Regions from separate parts of the Mus musculus genome. Here region 2 is linked to region 1. A link is a loop called in an ENCODE intact Hi-C map of the cell type or tissue named here. Cell type or tissue: gastrocnemius. All regions are shown on one strand. Links, peaks and the distances in the headings refer to the core of each region. The heading gives the core; the rest is flanking DNA.

Region 1 (8,577 bases), core at 491-8,490:
GAGGGGCAGCTGCCTTGTCAGGTGGGGGTGTCCTAGGGTCAGGAAAAGACTCAAATCTTTCCTGGAATTTCTGGCCTACAAAGGATGCCTGATGACGTTTTCTTGGCATCCAGCTCCTCTCCTCCAGGGCAGGCCCTTAGGTGCAGGCCTCTTGAGGGAGGTGCCAGGTTCAAGGAGACCTAGCCAAGCCTCCGTGTCCCCCACGGCTGTGCGCTATCAAGCAGTCCCATTCATCATGTTGGGCCCCACCACCGGGAAGAGTGCGTACGTGTGAGCGGTAACAGTCAGATCCCCATATGCCTCAGCTGCTTCCTGCTGCCTCCGCCAGATTCCCTCTGCCCCCATCCAGGAGGCAAGGACGGCCTTTTCCCAATTACAGGTGGTGAAACCGAAGGCCCTGCACAATGATGAGATCTGGCTAGGATCCCGCTGCAATTTCCCTGCCTGGCCTCCCCAACAACAGCTCACAGCCTGTTTAGTATCCTCTCTGAGAAGTTATGCAGCTGGAAGGGGGCCCCGGGATGAAATAATTGCAGGGAAAACAGATGGGTTTCTCAGCAATGCTCTCTCCTCTGAGGGCCTGAGAATCCACCCCTGTTATCCCAGGGCCAGGAGGGGGCATCGCTGCCAGCAGCTCCTGCCTACCACCTGTTCTTGAGGGGACAGTCCTGTCGCAGCGGCCCTCCCCTCAGGTTCCCGGAAGCTTTACACACCTTTCACAATGGGACCTCTTTAGCTTTCCATCCGGTCTGGACAGCGACTGTTCCAGAAGGTCCTCTGCAATGGGCACGCTTTCCCATCTCCTTCTTGGAAAGGAAAAGGGGGTGGGGAAATGGGGTCATGAGGATGAGGTCTTTTTTCTCAGACCCCTGCCCTTCAAAGACCCAGGAGAGAGAGAAGGGCCTTGGCTGTGCCATACTTGATGCCTGAGGTTTGAGGTTTGTCATAGGTCAGCTTTGATCTGACTGCCATCACTCCCTGCTCTTTCTGTCCCTGCCCCCCAACCAGCGCCTCTTCCTCTGCCTTAACTTTCCCGCACCCCCAGGCTCACTTACCCTCCCACCCTATGTGCACAATGACTTTATGAAGACAACCCTCTGTCACCTCTTGCATGGACACTGCCTTGGGCCCCAGAACTGCCTCTCCCCCAGGCCTGCCCTCCCCTGGGCACCCCACCTCAAGCCATCTAACCTCCCTCGATCTTGTCTCTTTACCTCCACTGGCTGGCTGTCTCAGCTTCCTAGGGTTGTCTTTTAGCAAGCTTCTCGTTCGATTGGGTTTTGTTGTTGTTTGTATGTTTCTTAGACAGTACTTCTAAGCCCTCATCTTCCAGTTAACCCAAAGAGGTCACTCTGACCCTCTTTTTTTTTTTTTTTTCCTATGTTATATGCCCAGTTCAGACTTCTTCACTGGAAAGCATGTTCTGTTGGCTCAGATTGAGAAAAAAGCCCTCCTGACATGACCATCTCCGTCATCATGTTTCCCAACCGATGAAGCCAGTGTTTATTCTGTGGCCCACTCCTGCGCTGGAATGGAACTCAGTGACTACAGAGTAGGTTGAAGGGCAGCCCTGTAGGTATGTAGAACAGTCATGGATGACAAATGGTCAGATGTCCAATAAAACTACTAATCCCTTGAGCCCCAAGGGCCTCTTTTCCTTCCTTTGAGTCAGGAGGAATTGAAGATTTCAGTTTGTTGATACTTTTAGATTTATTTTCAATTGTGCATGAGTCTGTGTCTGAGTACGGTATGTGTACATAAGTATAGTTGCCTGAAGAGGTCAGAAGGAGACATCAGAACCCCTGGAGCTAGAGTGTCAAGGGGTTGTGAGGTTTCCCCCAGGTTCTCTGCAAGAGCGATTTGTGGCCTTAATTGCTGAGCTATCTCTCCAGCCCCCGGGCAAAGCTTTAACACTGAACAGTCAGCTCAGTGCCTGGTCCGTTCATTTAAGCTGCTCAGTGGGCTGGACCACTGCTCCTCCATCTCCACTGGGTTCCCAGAGCCAAAGGCAGGAGAAGTAGACTTCCCAGAGAAAGGGAGCTAAGATCCCAAATCTAGGCCCAGGAAGGAAGCCATGAGGAGCAGCAGACCTTCAGTCTCTGAGCACATATGTGTCCATTGCCTCCCTGCCCCAATGTCCCTACAGCCCACCCCCAGACTCTCTGCCCACAGGTTCCTGCCCCAACAAAGGAATCGGTTCAGTAGCAGCACCAGAAGCGGCAGGAAAGCCTAGCCCAAGGTTAACTCATCCAGGACCTACCATAGATGACTACACTCAGAGATCAGAAGCTGTAGGTCATCAGAAGATTCCCCTGCAGGACCAACTTGATGGCTTAATGTGCGAAGGGGCTTGCCACCAAGAAGCCCAAGTTCCTCCCTGGGATTTACATGATGGAAGAGAACTGACTCCTGCAAGCTGTCCTCTGACATCCACACACACACCAAAATACATCACAGTACACACATGCCTGCACCACACACACACACACACACACACACACACGAATGCACGCGCACACACACACACACACACAAATAAATAAATAGATAGATAGATAGATAGATAGATAGATAAATTTTTCCTTGAAGAGATGTCGATTGTAGTACAGATGTAGTCATCCCCCACAAGACCATGGGTATCATCAGTTTTACAAAGCCTCAAACCTCCTGAAGAAGACCTAGTTACCAGCCCATTACCAAGACAGGATAAAAGAAAACCATCTGTAGTCCTTTAGAAAGTAGCTATCAAGACTGAACAGTCCCAACTTATCCTTAATAAGGGGCCTTATAAGACACTGCTGCGGTCTCAAAGCTTGGATGGTACTCTCCTGCCCCTTAGGCGAAAGACACTCCATGAAGCAGCTGAAGGCCTCACCCTCATCTCCTTTCTCCTCTCTCTCTCCCTCTCAAGCACAACACGGTTGTCGTTTCGTATGTAGTAACACAGAAAGGCCATGGAGGGAGGAGCTGAATGGAGATGAGCCACCAACCTTCCAGAACTGACAAAGGACTTGAAACTGATGTCTAGATCTTTCTTTGGGCAATATGCTGACTCAAATCAAACCTCACCTGTGAGTCATTTCCCAAACGAAAGGCTGGAAGGAGCTTGTGGTCCTCATTTGGAGTCTTTGGGTTGCATGCTAGGAAAGGACGAGGAAGTAGACGGCACACTCAGTACACTCTTGCTTCCTCTGTATCCTCCAGAAGCATTGGGTCCTCTAGACCCATGTCCATCCCAGCAGTCTTCCCACTACCCTCTCTTCCCACTTCCCTTTCTCTGTAAGAAGCTAACTGGCTCCTGCTTCTCGTCCTCTCTCCCAGGCTCTTTGCTCCATGAGACCACAGGGACCCTGCCAACATTCATTTCCCTCGCTCAAGCCTGCATCCTGCTCAGGAGAAGGGACACAAACTCTTGCACATCACTCCATTCTTGAAACTACAAGTTCTCTCGTGGCTCTAAATTGCAGAGCTCCCTAGAGTCCGATGGACCAAGATTCCAGGTCAAGGCGAGGAATTGTGTGCAGCAGAAATAAGTGGCCCGGTCCCTATAGCCAGAAGGCAACTACAACCCCAAACTCAATGGCGATGGCCTATTGAGGCTTGGAGCTGGTTAAAACCCAGTACTGCCCATAGTTTCTTAGGGTATTCAGGACACTAAAGTGGACATCTCCACCTTCAGGAAGGGCCAGTACATCACTGAAGGAAAGCTACCTGCCTCCTAACCTCCCAACACACACACACACACACACACACACACACACACACACACACACACACACAAACTCCTGGCTCACACTCGTGGGTTGATGACATCCTCTCACTCGTGGGTATCCGAGACTTACAAGTCTCCTTTGCAGCTACAACATTCAAGCTCTCCCTCCACTTCCCACTGGGATCTACTAACCCCATCCTCTGCCGCCCCCATGTTTGAGCGTGTAGACATGGTCAGCCCTTCCACCCTGGCTAGCGCGTGGCAGCATTTGTGAAGAGTTTGGAAACAGAGCGATCTGTGTAGATTTTGGGCCGCACCAACTTTCAACCTGTGTAACTTTGCATAAAGGACATTTCTTCTAAGCCTTTGCACCTGCAGAAGGAGTACAGACACGTATCAGGAGCAGCAGATACACAGCGCAGGGACGCCTAGAAGCCTGAGTACTAGGGCGAAGCGCATTCTACAAATGGAGTTCTTTTCTGCGCGCCGCTTTGTGGCTTTGAGCGCAGCGAGCCGAGCCGCCGGCTCCTTCGGAGGTGGGATGTGGGTTGGAGCAGAAGAGGGAGCCCCCGTGGCCCCCTCCCGGCCCCCTCCCGGCCCCCTCCGGGCCGTCGATTCGGCCGCGTGCGCTGTGCCATTGGCCCTGGAGGCCCGGTGGGCGGGAAGATGACATCAGCGGCAGGTTGGATTATAAAGGCTCCAGCGGAGCCACGGACTCAGAGCGCACCCAGCCGGCGCCGCACAGCAGTAGGACCTGTGCTCGCTTGGCAATCCTGCTCCGCATCCGCCTATCCGACTGCTCACCGGCAGTCCCGGCTGCAGACCGTCTGCACACCTCGGTCCCATCGGCACCATGCACCTCTCCCAGCTGATCGCCTGCGCCCTGCTGCTCGCGCTACTCTCGCTCCGGCCCTCTGAAGCCAAGCCCGGGACACCACCGAAGGTGGGTGCTGTCGCGGGGACGCTGGGCTTGTGAGGGGCGTGGAAAGATGTGGTGCGCAGGAGGGAGCAGAGAACCCGGAAAGGCAGACCCCCTCGGACTTGCTCCCTCAAAGCGGGGACTTCTCGGGTTCATTTCCCAGCCTCGGGAGAATGTCGACACATGCACACCTCCCGTGCCCCAATGTGCCCAGCATGACCTGCGGCACGGGAAGAGCAATGGGCTCCCCGGAGGAGCAGGCAAGAAGGCTGCGTGGCAGGTGGATGCTGGACTCAGCTGTCCCGCATCGGTGGAGGCACGCTCATGGCTGAGAAGGGCCACGCCACTCTGGGCCCCGTAAAAGTCATCTATGCTACATCGGTGCACTCTTTCACCTGTCCACTCTTTTCTCCGACAGGTCCCGAGAACCCCGCCAGGGGAGGAGCTGGCGGATTCCCAGGCAGCTGGTGGCAATCAGAAAAAGGGTGACAAGACTCCAGGCAGCGGGGGAGCCAATCTCAAGGGAGACCGATCGCGACTGCTCCGGGACCTGCGTGTGGACACCAAGTCCCGGGCTGCTTGGGCCCGCCTTCTGCACGAGCACCCCAACGCGCGCAAATACAAAGGCGGCAACAAGAAGGGCTTGTCCAAAGGCTGCTTTGGCCTCAAGCTGGACCGGATCGGCTCCATGAGCGGTCTGGGATGTTAGTGCAGCTACCCCTGGCGGCGGTAAGTAACACCATCGGACGCTCCCCGCTCGCCTAGCTCTGCACCCAAGAGAGCCAAGCTCTTATCACTGTCCTTCGCAGACTGTTTGGTTTCCTCCCTGATCCCTATGTTCTGTGACCTTCCCCCAACCAATTTAGGCATGGGATCAAGTGTACCCAGACATTTGCCTGCCACCTCACATATCCCATTTTACAGATTTAAAAAACAACAACAACAAAAAAGTGAACACGGGCCAGGTCAGAGACCAGGTTCAGCCTTAGAGTACTCCATCTGGCTTCCTCTAGAAAAATAGAGACAGGCTTATGCAGTCCCAGCCTCCAAACCCACCACTGACCACTGGCCAGCTAGCCAACTGGAAACTTGTTAGAGAGATCCTGGAAAGAGGGAGAGAAAGATGTACCACCAGCCCTGTGCCAGCAGCCAAGCAGTCAAGTGCTAGGATGCCTTTCTGGGGCTGTTGTCCCTCAGGTGAGGCAGGCATGCAGATATGCCTGCCCCCTCCTAGTAGAGAGAACCTCTGTGGCAGCAGCAGGGCACTCTTCTGCCTGGGGCATTCTGAATCTTAGCCCTGCTCTCAACTCAACTGTGGGCAAACTGGTCTATCCAGGGTCCTGATGCTGCTGCCCTGGGGCTTCCGAGATGAACCTTAGGCTGGTGACCCTGTTTCAAGAGAGAGGCAAAGGAACAAGCTAAAGCTTATTTCGTGACCTAACCTCAAACTCAGTGTGTCCACAGTGAGTTCTTTACCAGCCTTGTGGTGCTCTGAACTATTTCTGGCCTCCTTCCCCTCCATGGAGACGGGAAGCCTCCATCTTCCCAGCATCCTCATAAGCTGCTGGGTCCTTCCTGACTTCCTTCTGCTCTCTATCCCTGATGATGTGATGAGACACACTTTACTTAGATAAGTGCTTGACAGTCAGGCTTCTGCTGTTCCTTGGCTTTGCCTCTTGCTCTAGCCCACCCCAGTGGTGAGGAGGCTGCTCTCCCCAACCCAGGAAGATTGACCAGTGGCCATTCTTTTCCCAGTAAGGAGTAGGAACACCTCCCCCATCACATGACAGGAGCCTTTTTTTTTTTAAAGGCATGAGAGACCTTTGCAGAAGTGCAGTGCTCTGTGTACTTGTGTCCCCATATTAATTCATGAGTAACTTAAGTGACAGACCTTCAGGAGCCCACATCATACCCAGAAGGGATCTTGGAAATATTGGCCACTGACGAGAGAAACACATACCCCCAGTTCAGGAGCTCTGCCAAGTGCCCTGGCTCTAGATCTCGGATGGCCCTCTCCTCTCTGCACTGAGTCTTGAACAGGCTGCGTGCTTCACCCCAGTTCCACAGAGGTGTTAGGTCTCTGCTCTACTCAGGGAGAGCGGTGATTCTAGTACTTATGGGCGGGTCTTTTGCTATGTTCCATATGAATACCTAAGAGATGGAGTCTGAGGACTTGAATTTTCAGTTTGCGATGTATGTGCCAAGAAAGGACTTTAGAGTCTAAACCAACGTTACTTAACCTCCGGTTAAATGCCTGGAATGTGCTTCTCTGAAGGTGCTTTAGGCATCTGTGGGCACAGGGTAGTGAGAATGTTGAGGAAAAATCAAGACAATTAAGGCTTCTACACCCTACCCCTCCACTTTGACCAGTGGAGATCATCAGCCTCCTGGAAGTTCTCTTGGCATAAAGGCAAAGCCTCAGCCTCCTCTATGCCAGCCCCAGTGAGAGGATAGATCGTCCTTCCAACCTGAAGTCTCCCAGTGGAGCTGGCCAGCGGAGAGCACCCATTTGGTCTTATGGAAGAGTGCAAGGCTCATCCTTCATGCTGATGAAAACTCCCGAGGCTCTGCCCCTTTCTCCACGCAGAGGTTGACTTTGGCTCTAGGCATCGTCATAATGACTGCCGCTGATGGTTATAGGTTTTGATTATACAACTGGCAGAGACTCGGGTGTGGCCAAGACCTCAATGGACATTTTGCCTCTGGCCCTAGGAACACCACCTGTGAAACAGCCAGAGAATCGAGTTAGGGAGAATTGCCCAGACCATCAGAGCCAGGCCCCTCGTGAGTGCAGTCCTTTAGGAGGGCCCTGCATGTCTGCCAGTTTTTTGAACATGGAGAACTCATGCAGCCACCACTAGTAGGGACTGAGTACAGCGGTCATCAGCTTACTCTCATCCTTCAAACCCTCCAACGCAGCAAAGCTGTACATTTGCCCCAGGCTGGTGGCAGACACTGCCAGCTGCTGCAGAAGGGGACATTGAAGCCACCAATTTCTAAGACAAAGGTAGCTAGGAGAGGAAGTGTTCTTTGCTGCTTAGAAGTTGTGACCCAGACAGGGCAGATGCTTAATATGTGGCCTTTTGTTAAATCCCAGTGCTGGCTCTGGGAGGTGGCTATTATCCATTTTATAGGTGAGCTCAAAGCTACTTGGGGCCATCCAGGAAGTCAAATCAGATCGACGATTTGAGTCCAGAATAGGACACACTTCCCCCTGAGTTATTCTCTTCTCTGTCCCTATGTAGCCAAGCAGACATGAAACCAGATGAAACTGACTGCCCTGGGGGGTTGTGTTGTAGCAAAAATGAGCTGGAAAGGGGCCGCTATTCTCAGCCATTGCCGAGAGCAAGGCCTGTAGTTAAATCTTAGGGGAGGGGCTCAGGTCTGGCAGATGCTATGGTTTCACCTGTGCTGGTCCAGCCAGTGCCGATCAAGGACCTGTAGATCGAAGGCACACAGGCTTTGCCTAGTGCTACTGTAAGAAAGGGGGGAAAGTTCTACAACTACCCTGTGGGATGGGCTTTTTCAGTGAAGAGACCGGAACTGAGTGTCCTGTGTTCACTTTGTGTTTCAGGATTGGGAACTGCTCTGTGCACTGAGGCCATCCCTGGTCATCAGCCTCCAGCATCTGGAAACACCTCCAACGCAATGTGGCTTTTACATTTCTTTTTTTTTTTTTCCTCCTGGTACTGGCAATACACAACACCAGCTGTTTTATTATTATTTGGGGAGGGGAGGGTATGATTTTATTGTTTGGGGTTTTTTTTGAAAATGAAAAATAAAAAGTTATATATTATATATATATTATATACATGAGACACACACTCCCACACCGACTTGATGACAAGGGACAGTTTTTAAAGTGACTGACAAAACCAGCTAGCTGTAAAACATTGCTGTTTGTAAATTCACGTCATGCATAAATGTATTTATGTTGTAAAGCTAT
Region 2 (8,577 bases), core at 347-8,346, 300 kb before region 1:
AGCTTCCAGAGGGAGCTGAATATGAAGCAGGCTCACTCCTAGTGGCCTCTGCAGAAAGTGTACACTGTCTCAGCTCTGCCTGGGAAGTAGAAAGGGAAGATATCGGACAGAAACACTGTCACTGTTTGTAGTTACAGTCCAACTTCTGCATCCCTAGGTTCTGCCAAGGCAAGAAAAAATTTCTTCATTTAAAAAATTTTTATCTGCAGGGAATGCATATATATACTTTTTTTCTTGTCATTATTCCCTAAGTAATAAAATACAATACTACATTAATAATTATGAGTGATTTGGAGAAGATTTGGAGCCTACAGGAGGAGGGAGCTGGAGATATGGCTCAGCAGCTATGAGAACTTACTATTCTTGCAGAGGTCTGATTCCTAGCACCTACATAGTGGCTCACCCCAATTCGAGGGGATCTGATGCCCTCTTCTGGTCCCTATGGGTACCAGACATACACAAAGTGTATATATAAGATAAAAATAAATATTTAAAGAATATGGGGGAGGTTTGGTGATATAACTGTTCTGATTGAATAATATTCTTAAGAACTCAATGTCTAAATATAAAATCTTATCAGGGCAAAATAACCAGTTTTTAATTTAGTAATTGAATATACAATAAATTACAAAATTATGTTGGAGTATAAACAGAAAAATACAATATAACTATTACAATTGAAGTTCATAAATTCAGATTTATAGATGAATATTGGCCAACCAATCACCCATTTTTCAGGATTTTCAAAAAATGCACTATTTATTTGTGTGTGTGTGCAGCATGGCACACATGTGGGGTCAGGGAAGTGTAGGGGAATTAGTTTTCTCTACTATGTAGGTACTAGAGGTTGAACCCAGACCACCAGGCTTGACAGCAAGCACATTAGCCACAGAGCCATTTTGCCAGCCCCATTTTTGAAGCTTTTAAAGCCTGAATTATTTATCTCACTTATCATTTTAATCTCATAATAATAAACTGATCTTGCTGGTTATGGTGGCACACACTAATACTAGCACTCAGAAGGCAGAAGTAGAAGCAGACAGATAGATCTCTGTGGGTTTGAGGCCAGCCTGGTCTACATAGAGAGTTCCAGGTCAGCTAAGGTTATACAAACAATCAAATAAACAATAAAAAATATAATTATACAACCTGTTTTTAAAAACAAAATAGTTTGTATTTAAGATACTTCAAATTATAAGAAATAGCTGTCACTGAATATTATTTATAATACCAGAAAAAAATTAGTATCTCTCCTTGTTTTCCCCACCAAGATACTTTGCCTTCTCTCCCTCCTGCCTTCAAATCTATTCCTTCTCCCATATTTTTCTTGATTATAATATTACCACCTACACTCTTTCCCAAATTGAAATAGCATTATAAACCATTTCTTTCCTATACTTACTGTGGCCTAACTTGACATATACTGTTGAACCCTGTACTGGGTTCAATTTACTGGGAAGGGAGGGCTGTTACACTGAATTTATGTAAATTTAGTAAATTTCTTTATTAGTAAAATCAAAACCAATCCCCATGGTTTCTCTCACTTTGTGAAGTTTCTGTAATGTGCTGTTTCCATAGAAAGCATGTGCTTGATGTAGAAGAAGAAATTGAAGATGCATGGCTGGTATTGGTAACAGAAATTAATAGGTGTTTGGCAGTATTCTAGAAGTTTTACACCCAGTGATTACTTGAAAACTTTGGTAACAGCTTCTATATGAAAGTGTTATTGAAGTTTTCTCTTTTTCTTCTTTTCTTTTTTCAATTTTTTATTAGGTATTTTCTTCATTTACATTTCTAATGCTATCCAGAAAGTCCCCTATACCCTCCCCTCACCCTGCTCCCCTGCCTACCCACTCCCCCTTCTTGGCCCTGGTGTTCCCCTGTACTGGGGCATATAAAGTTTGCAAGACCAAGGGGCCTCTCTTCCCAATGATGGCCAACTAGGCCATCTTCTGCTACATATGCAGCTGGAGACACGAGCTCTGGGGGTACTGGTTAGTTCATATTGTTGTTCCACCTATAGGGTGTTTTCTCTTGTCTGTTTCTTTTTTTTTTTTTTTTTTAATACCGTCAGCTCAAAGGACGCAAACACTTTGATATTTTGGTTTTTGTTTGTTTGCTTTGAGACAGGGTCTTGTGTTGCTTAGGCTTGCCTCAAAGGATGGCTTTGCTGAAGATGACTCTGCACTTGTGATTCCCCACCTCCTGAGTGCTGGGATTACAGGTGTGCACAACCATACCTGGTTTATGCTGCGCTGGGGGTTTAACCCAGGGCTTTGTGCATGCTAGGCCAGCTGTAGCCTCAGCACCCCATTAGCTTTAGTAATAAGTTAAAATGTGTTCTAATATGTTACATTTTCTTGTATGTCCATTGTTTTATAAAGCATTGTAGCTGGGCGTGGTGGCGCACGCCTTTAATCCTAGCACTAGGGAGGCAGAGGCAGGTGGATTTCTGAGTTTGAGGCCAGCCTGGTCTACAGAGTGAGTTCTAGGACAGCCAGGGCTATACTGAGAAACTCTGTCTCGAAAAAACCAAAAAAACAAACAAACAAACAAAAACCCCCCAAAAAACAAACAAAACAAACAAAACAAAAAAACTGCGTCTTCATCTACACCAACACACTATAGAGTTTTTGTGTCATATACACTGTTTTGTGACAAAGTTACAAAGTTAAAATTTTTTATATAATTTCAGCCTTTTAACTATGCTGTGAACCGAATTGTACCTCCCCATTGATATACTGAAGCTGTAGTCTCCAGTTTAACAGTATTTGAAGACAGGGTTATTAAGTGATTACAAAGGTTAAATGAAGTCATAAGGGTGGGACCTAGTTACACAAAACTGATTTTAAGGATGAGAGGACAAAAAAACACACAGTCCCTCTCTCCATGGAGGTGCAGAGGTAAGGCCATATGAGGACACAGCCACATATGAGAGAGGTAGGTTTTCACCAGGAATCACACTGGCTAGCACCTGAAGCTGGGAACAACTATATAGGTCTGTTGGTGAAGTCACCCAGTCTGTGGTGCACTATCATTGAGGCTGAGCAAAACCCACACGTTTTCTGGGTTTCATTGCCAGATGACGACACCAGATGTTCTGTGGCAACTGGCTGCAACAATTAGTCCAGAGCTCAATATTTATTTTTGTTGTTGCTTTTAATTGGACAGTGTTCAAGGAAGTATCATACTTTCAGTTATAAGACTTTTAGTCACAACATGACTTTGGTCATCATGCTTTAGTGTTTGTCAAAAGAAAGTCATTGTATCTTGGGCCTAGACTGGACCCCGAGACAGAAAACACTGATGGAAAAAACAGGTGAAGTCCAAATAAAGGTGGAAATGCAGTTAATAGCAGTGTCCCAAAGGCATCTCTTAAGTTATGCATTTATAAACTATGTTATACATAATATAATTTTATGTTTTTTATACATAGTAATCTTGATCTATTTTCATAAACAAGAAAGGGCTAAAATTTTATGTATAGAATGAAAAGGGGGGTAGAGCTCAGGTCTTAAGATCATCAAGCAGCTGAGGGCAGTACAGAGGAGGTAGCAGCAGGTGGAAATCAGAAAGGCTTTGGACAGCGACCTCGAGTCAGACTCTGAGCCCAGCACTTCTTGATAACCCAACATGCTAGAACGATTCTGAACATGGGTTTTATTCAAAGCGAAATTGCTCTGAAATGCGCATTAACAATCAGCTGAAGGTGTCCAAGCCCTGTGCCACTTGGCTCAGCCCGCATTCAGCCCTGTGCAGGGCACACACAGCTCGAGCCCATGGGCCCACCCGCTGCGAGCCCTTCACCTGCCTGCCTGCTCGCTGCTCCAGCTTCTGCACATGGTGTTCCCATTTTCTGGAACACCTTTCTGGACACCTTGCTTCAGGCAAACTTTGGCTATCTTTCTACACTCAGATCCTTGCCATTTCCATGCTTCTCCAGACTCCCCCAGGCAGAGAATGTACTGTTCTATAACTTCCCCTGATCTTTCACAGAGGCTGTGGGACAGTCCCAAAGAATTAGCTACTTACTCCACCCTCCGAGCTCTTCTACAGCACTTGGAAAGGTCCTGACCACCCTGTATCCTGATCCCTTGTTAGGTGCCCCCAGGATATGGAACCCCCAAGAACAAAGGCAAGTCAGTCTGGCTTTGTCCTTCTATCTACTCCACACAGCAGGCAGGCACTATTAGTGCACAGATGGATGGCTTTTGGTATAAGATAAATATCCTGCTGTTTTCTATGTGCTCTCTCTCTCTCTCTCTCTCTCTCTCTCTCTCTCTCTCTCTCTCCCTGTCTGTCTGTCTGTCTGTCTGTCTGTCTGTCACACACATTCGTGCAATAACAAAACAAAAACAAACAAATAAAAAAACCAAATCCCAACAGTTTATGAAATCCTTGCTGACAGATATTCTATAGTAGCATCTTTCTCAAAAAAATGCCCATAGCAATTAGTACTTTCAGTAGAAAGGAAAGATTTTCTTGGCAACCCTCTGGAAAAAAAAAATCCACTAGTATACCCTGTAGCTGTCCTGGTTATCAAAACTGTTTTGCTCCTCCCACTGGTCAGATGCCAAAGACCTCAAGTTTCATGAAGAAGCTGTGGCAGCAGAAATGCATTTAATTTTTAAGGGACAGTCCTTTTAATACACTTTCTACTAGATTCTGGGTAAGGAATCAGATGGAATTCAGAGGAAACAGTGCATGTTCATCCAGTTTTGTAAATAGGTGGTTAGGCCTCTGCCTTTCAAAGGAGAAGAAATTAAGAGGTTACGATCACATTTGTGGTTTGGCACATCACAGCCTCTCATAAATCCACTGGTCCTCCAGGGGTCACTGTGCATGCGTTCCTGTTCAACCCGGAGTGCAGCAGGCTTTCCTGTGGCAGAGGACTGGCAAGGTGGGGCTATTCTCTTTAAAGCCACTTTTTCAAAACTCTACCCAGGCAGATGAGGAGGAAGAAAGATGCCCTGCCTGACTCCATGCAGCACATTGGCCGTGTGAGGCTCGTCACACTCTCTGGAGAGATTCTGGGCCGGACTGAGGTGCAGAGTACCAAGATAACCAGGAAGGATCTCTGTGTAGAGAAAGTCCTGCTGCCGAAAGCATAGGGCCAGTGCCTATGCTTCCGTGGGGCTTGGTAGTTTTCTCTTGGCCCTGCCTGTATCCCTCCCTGTTTATTATGGACTTTCACCACAGTTCCCCAGCTGCCCAACTCCACTGTCCTAACTGCAAGTCATGTAACCAATCTCACAGTGTGCCTTCTTTGTTCTTGGGACCCTACTGGCTAAACACTGAAGGTGGCAGGAAAACATGCTGGGCTATATAGGGATGCATCAACAAACAGTCTCAGCTCCTGCCATGCCTTGATAGCATCTTCCCCCAGGCTTCACACGCATTACTTCTCTCCTCCAATTCTTCTACCTTCTCATTCTTTCTCAGCAGAAAACTCAACTCTTGTACACAGAGAAGGTAGACTTAAGCCTTTTCTAGCACTCTCCATCAACTACTCTCTTGAGCCATTTTCCCTAGCTTTTCAGGGATGCCCTGGTCCTGTTATCTCATGGCAAGTGTCTCCTGCCTTCAGCCTGGAGCTCTAGCTAGTGATCTCCCTGCTCATCTGGTTCGATTCCCCAAGTGCAAAGGTGGAGCTTCCCTTAACTCCAGACTATATTCCTCTGCCAGTCACACTCCAGTTGCTCCACTTGAAGCTTCTCAGAATGGTTTATACTTCTCAGCTTTCATTTTTTTCTCTTAATTATCAAAGTTACACACTCCTTGTAAAATTCCTTGTAGGAATTTTAGATTCTATAAACCAAGACTTGAAAGCACAAACACCATGGGATCCCGGTTCTTAGAATGTTAGCATGATGGCATGAAATCCATGCGTTTCATTTGTGTACATATGACCATATGGAAAGTAATATATATTATATAATCTATAACCACATGTTGTTTTTAAAATACAGAACCAGTGAACACTCAAGACTGGCCTTTCCTGTACTCCCTTCTTGGTTGGCCCTTACCTTCTGTCCTCTGTTCTTCTTCCTGCCTCCTTCTCCTTGGTTTCTGTCCTCTGCATTCTGAGCCCTGCCTCTTCTTGGAATCTAGACTCTTCTGTTCTGATACCTGAATCTGAACATCATGAATTCTTTAAACACAGCATGAGAATAGAGAGCCTGGTGTTTTCTTCCCTTTGTGTGTTTCCACCCTCCCTGTACTGATGTTTCTATAAGAACAGTACCTTATCCTCCATCAAATGAACAAATAAGCAACAAAACTTCCCCAAATCACTTAAGAAACAAGACACTGCCATTTCTACTTCCCCATCCCCTCTCACCTCCTGAACTATTGGTTACCTTGTGACAGCAACAGTCCTGGCCTATAACACCCAATCTGCCTGTGCTTAAGGTCTGGCATTCTAAACCTCGATCAAGTGATTTTCTTTGTCTCCATTTACAGTGTTCAAATGTGGACACTGGTTTTCCCTTTTTGGATATAGTCTATAGTTTCCTATACCAGTGGCAAAGCTCTTCATGGAATCATTGTTGGTAGAACTTCTGTTATAATTTAGAGATGATTTGAATGTTCTCTCATCAAGGGTTTGTGTAATCAGAGACTGTTTCTCAGTAGAGCAGTGTTGACAGATAGTAGGAACTTTGACAGGTGAGGCTAATACTGGCTCCTCCTTTCATCCTAGCCGTCTGACATGCCATATGATGTTTTCTTTTTATACAGTCATTGCCATACTATCTGCCTTGAAGAGATGAAAAGGGCCCTCACTAGAGGTGGCCTTATGTCATTTGGACTTCCAGTCTTCAAAGTTCAGCATGCACCTTTAATCTTATCCTTGTGTGATAGAGGAAAGGAGATCAAGGGTTCAAGGCCACCCTCAGCTACATGAAGAGTTTAAGGTCAGCCTGGGCTACATGAAGAGTTTAAAGTCGGCCTGGGCTACATGACATTTCGTCTCAAAACTAAAACAAACAACAATAGCAGCAACAACATAAAAGCAAACCAAATCAACCAATCAAACAACTATCAAACAAAGAGTCAAGATACAAAATTGAACTTAATAAACCTCATACCTAGCTTTAGATATTTCATGAAAATAATGGAAAACCAGGAAAATAAAGTTTGCCTCAGTAATTTTTATTTTTTAAAATATGGACGCTCTTCAACTTTGCATATAAGCCTTTCTCAAGGGCAGTATTAATCCTAATTTTAATATGCATCCTAATTTTAATATGTGTGTTGCTGAGGCGAATAACACCTTCCTTTACTCCAGACTTCAGTATATTCTTTGCTTTTAGAGTTTGTGTGTGTGTGTGCGCCTGCATGATGTATGTGGTTATCTATAGCTGTGTGTACCTGAACACGAGCAGAGACCAGAAGGTATCAGATCCTCCAGAGCATGAGTTACAGGTGTTTTGTAAGGACATCTGGCTACTGGGATATCGTTGAGGTTTGGTCATGATTATGCAGCAAGTGCTCCTAATGACTGAGCTGTCTCTCTTCCCGTGCATCTTCTTTCGTATCTGGTGATAACCTGCAATCCTATTTATATCAGGTCCTATTGCCTTTCCCTTTCCCAGGATTCCATGTGCTGGGTGAGCTGGATTTTGGTCTCCTATTGATGAATAGGTCCCAGATACTTTTGGTTGGGCCAGGAAGTGTTCACTAAAGACTAGATCTATAGGTTTGATATGATGACAGAGGTGGGGAGATCCTGAGCTATACAATAACACCTCAAGTCTATGACAACAAAAACAAAACATAGAAAGAGCAGGGTTAGGTCCCCACAATCAGTGGCCAAGAGTCACATGCACTAAAAGCTAACTACTAGGGAGAATCTGCCCTCTGTATTTATCTCAACGTAGGCAGCAGCAGTACCTGGAGAAACAGCTTCTCCATTTCCCCACCCCTTGCTTCTCTTTCCTTTTTGCTCTGTGATAGGCATTGCTGACATTGGAGGTGACTGTCCAGCATGATTCTGTAGCATTGATAAATACTTTAGTCTATGAACAAGTGTCTCTGCCTATGTCGGGGCATTTACTCAAAGTTTCAAGGGGCAGTGATGTGGAACAGACCCTGATACTGATATGCTAGCCCTGACTCTGGCTGAATTTTCCTTTATCCAGAGCACTCAAGAGAGTTTCTACTTAGAAGGAAGGCCACTCAACTGTTGCAAAACTGAGCATAACCTATTACCTTGAAGGATGCCCATGCTGCTTAGTCTGCCACTTTAAGCCTCTTTCCAACTTCATACCCCAGCAAGGTCACACTACATCTGTTCCTCAAACAGTGTTTCTAAAGCCTTTATTTTCTCTCTCTTTGTGTGTGTGTGTGTGTGTGTGTGTGTGTGTGTAAGTGTGCGTGAACATGCATACACATGTGCACCTATGTGAGCTCTGTGTACCACCAGAGGCCAGGAAAGGTAAGATCCTTTGGAACTGGAGATAACTAGTGGTTGTGAGATGCCAGGTGGGTGTTGGGAACCAAATTTGGGTTTCTTCCAGAAGTAGTAAAGACTCTTAACTGCCAAGTCATCCCTCCAGCCTCTGAGCATACTTTTTT

Evidence for each region. Peaks named below come from ENCODE experiments on the same cell type or tissue, not always from the same donor. Only the 100,000 strongest peaks of a DNase experiment are listed, where the experiment ranks them.
Region 2: a loop joins it to region 1, with 3 times the contacts of the local background. A loop is called at or near these places in 7 of 42 quality-filtered maps.

What each region holds. Positions count from the first base shown.
Region 1 is chr1:86,666,427-86,675,003 of GRCm38, reverse strand. It overlaps Nppc (natriuretic peptide type C), which reads left to right and starts at 4,431. Exons shown (of 3, transcript NM_010933.5): 1 at 4,431-4,655; 2 at 5,050-5,360; 3 at 8,206-8,577. The coding sequence starts at 4,566. The coding sequence ends at 5,340. In gastrocnemius, for the core only: CTCF peaks have their summits at 4,445 and 5,349; DNase peaks (open chromatin) are centred at 4,402, 5,257 and 6,601; H3K4me3 peaks cover 2,186 bases; H3K27ac peaks cover 879 bases.
Region 2 is chr1:86,964,731-86,973,307 of GRCm38, reverse strand. All of the region lies in intron 11 of Dis3l2 (DIS3 like 3'-5' exoribonuclease 2), which reads right to left. Among named protein-coding and RNA genes, the nearest start is that of Gm41909, 41 kb to the right of the region's middle. In gastrocnemius, for the core only: CTCF peaks have their summits at 423 (motif pointing left) and 4,829 (motif pointing right); a DNase peak (open chromatin) is centred at 4,857; H3K27ac peaks cover 402 bases.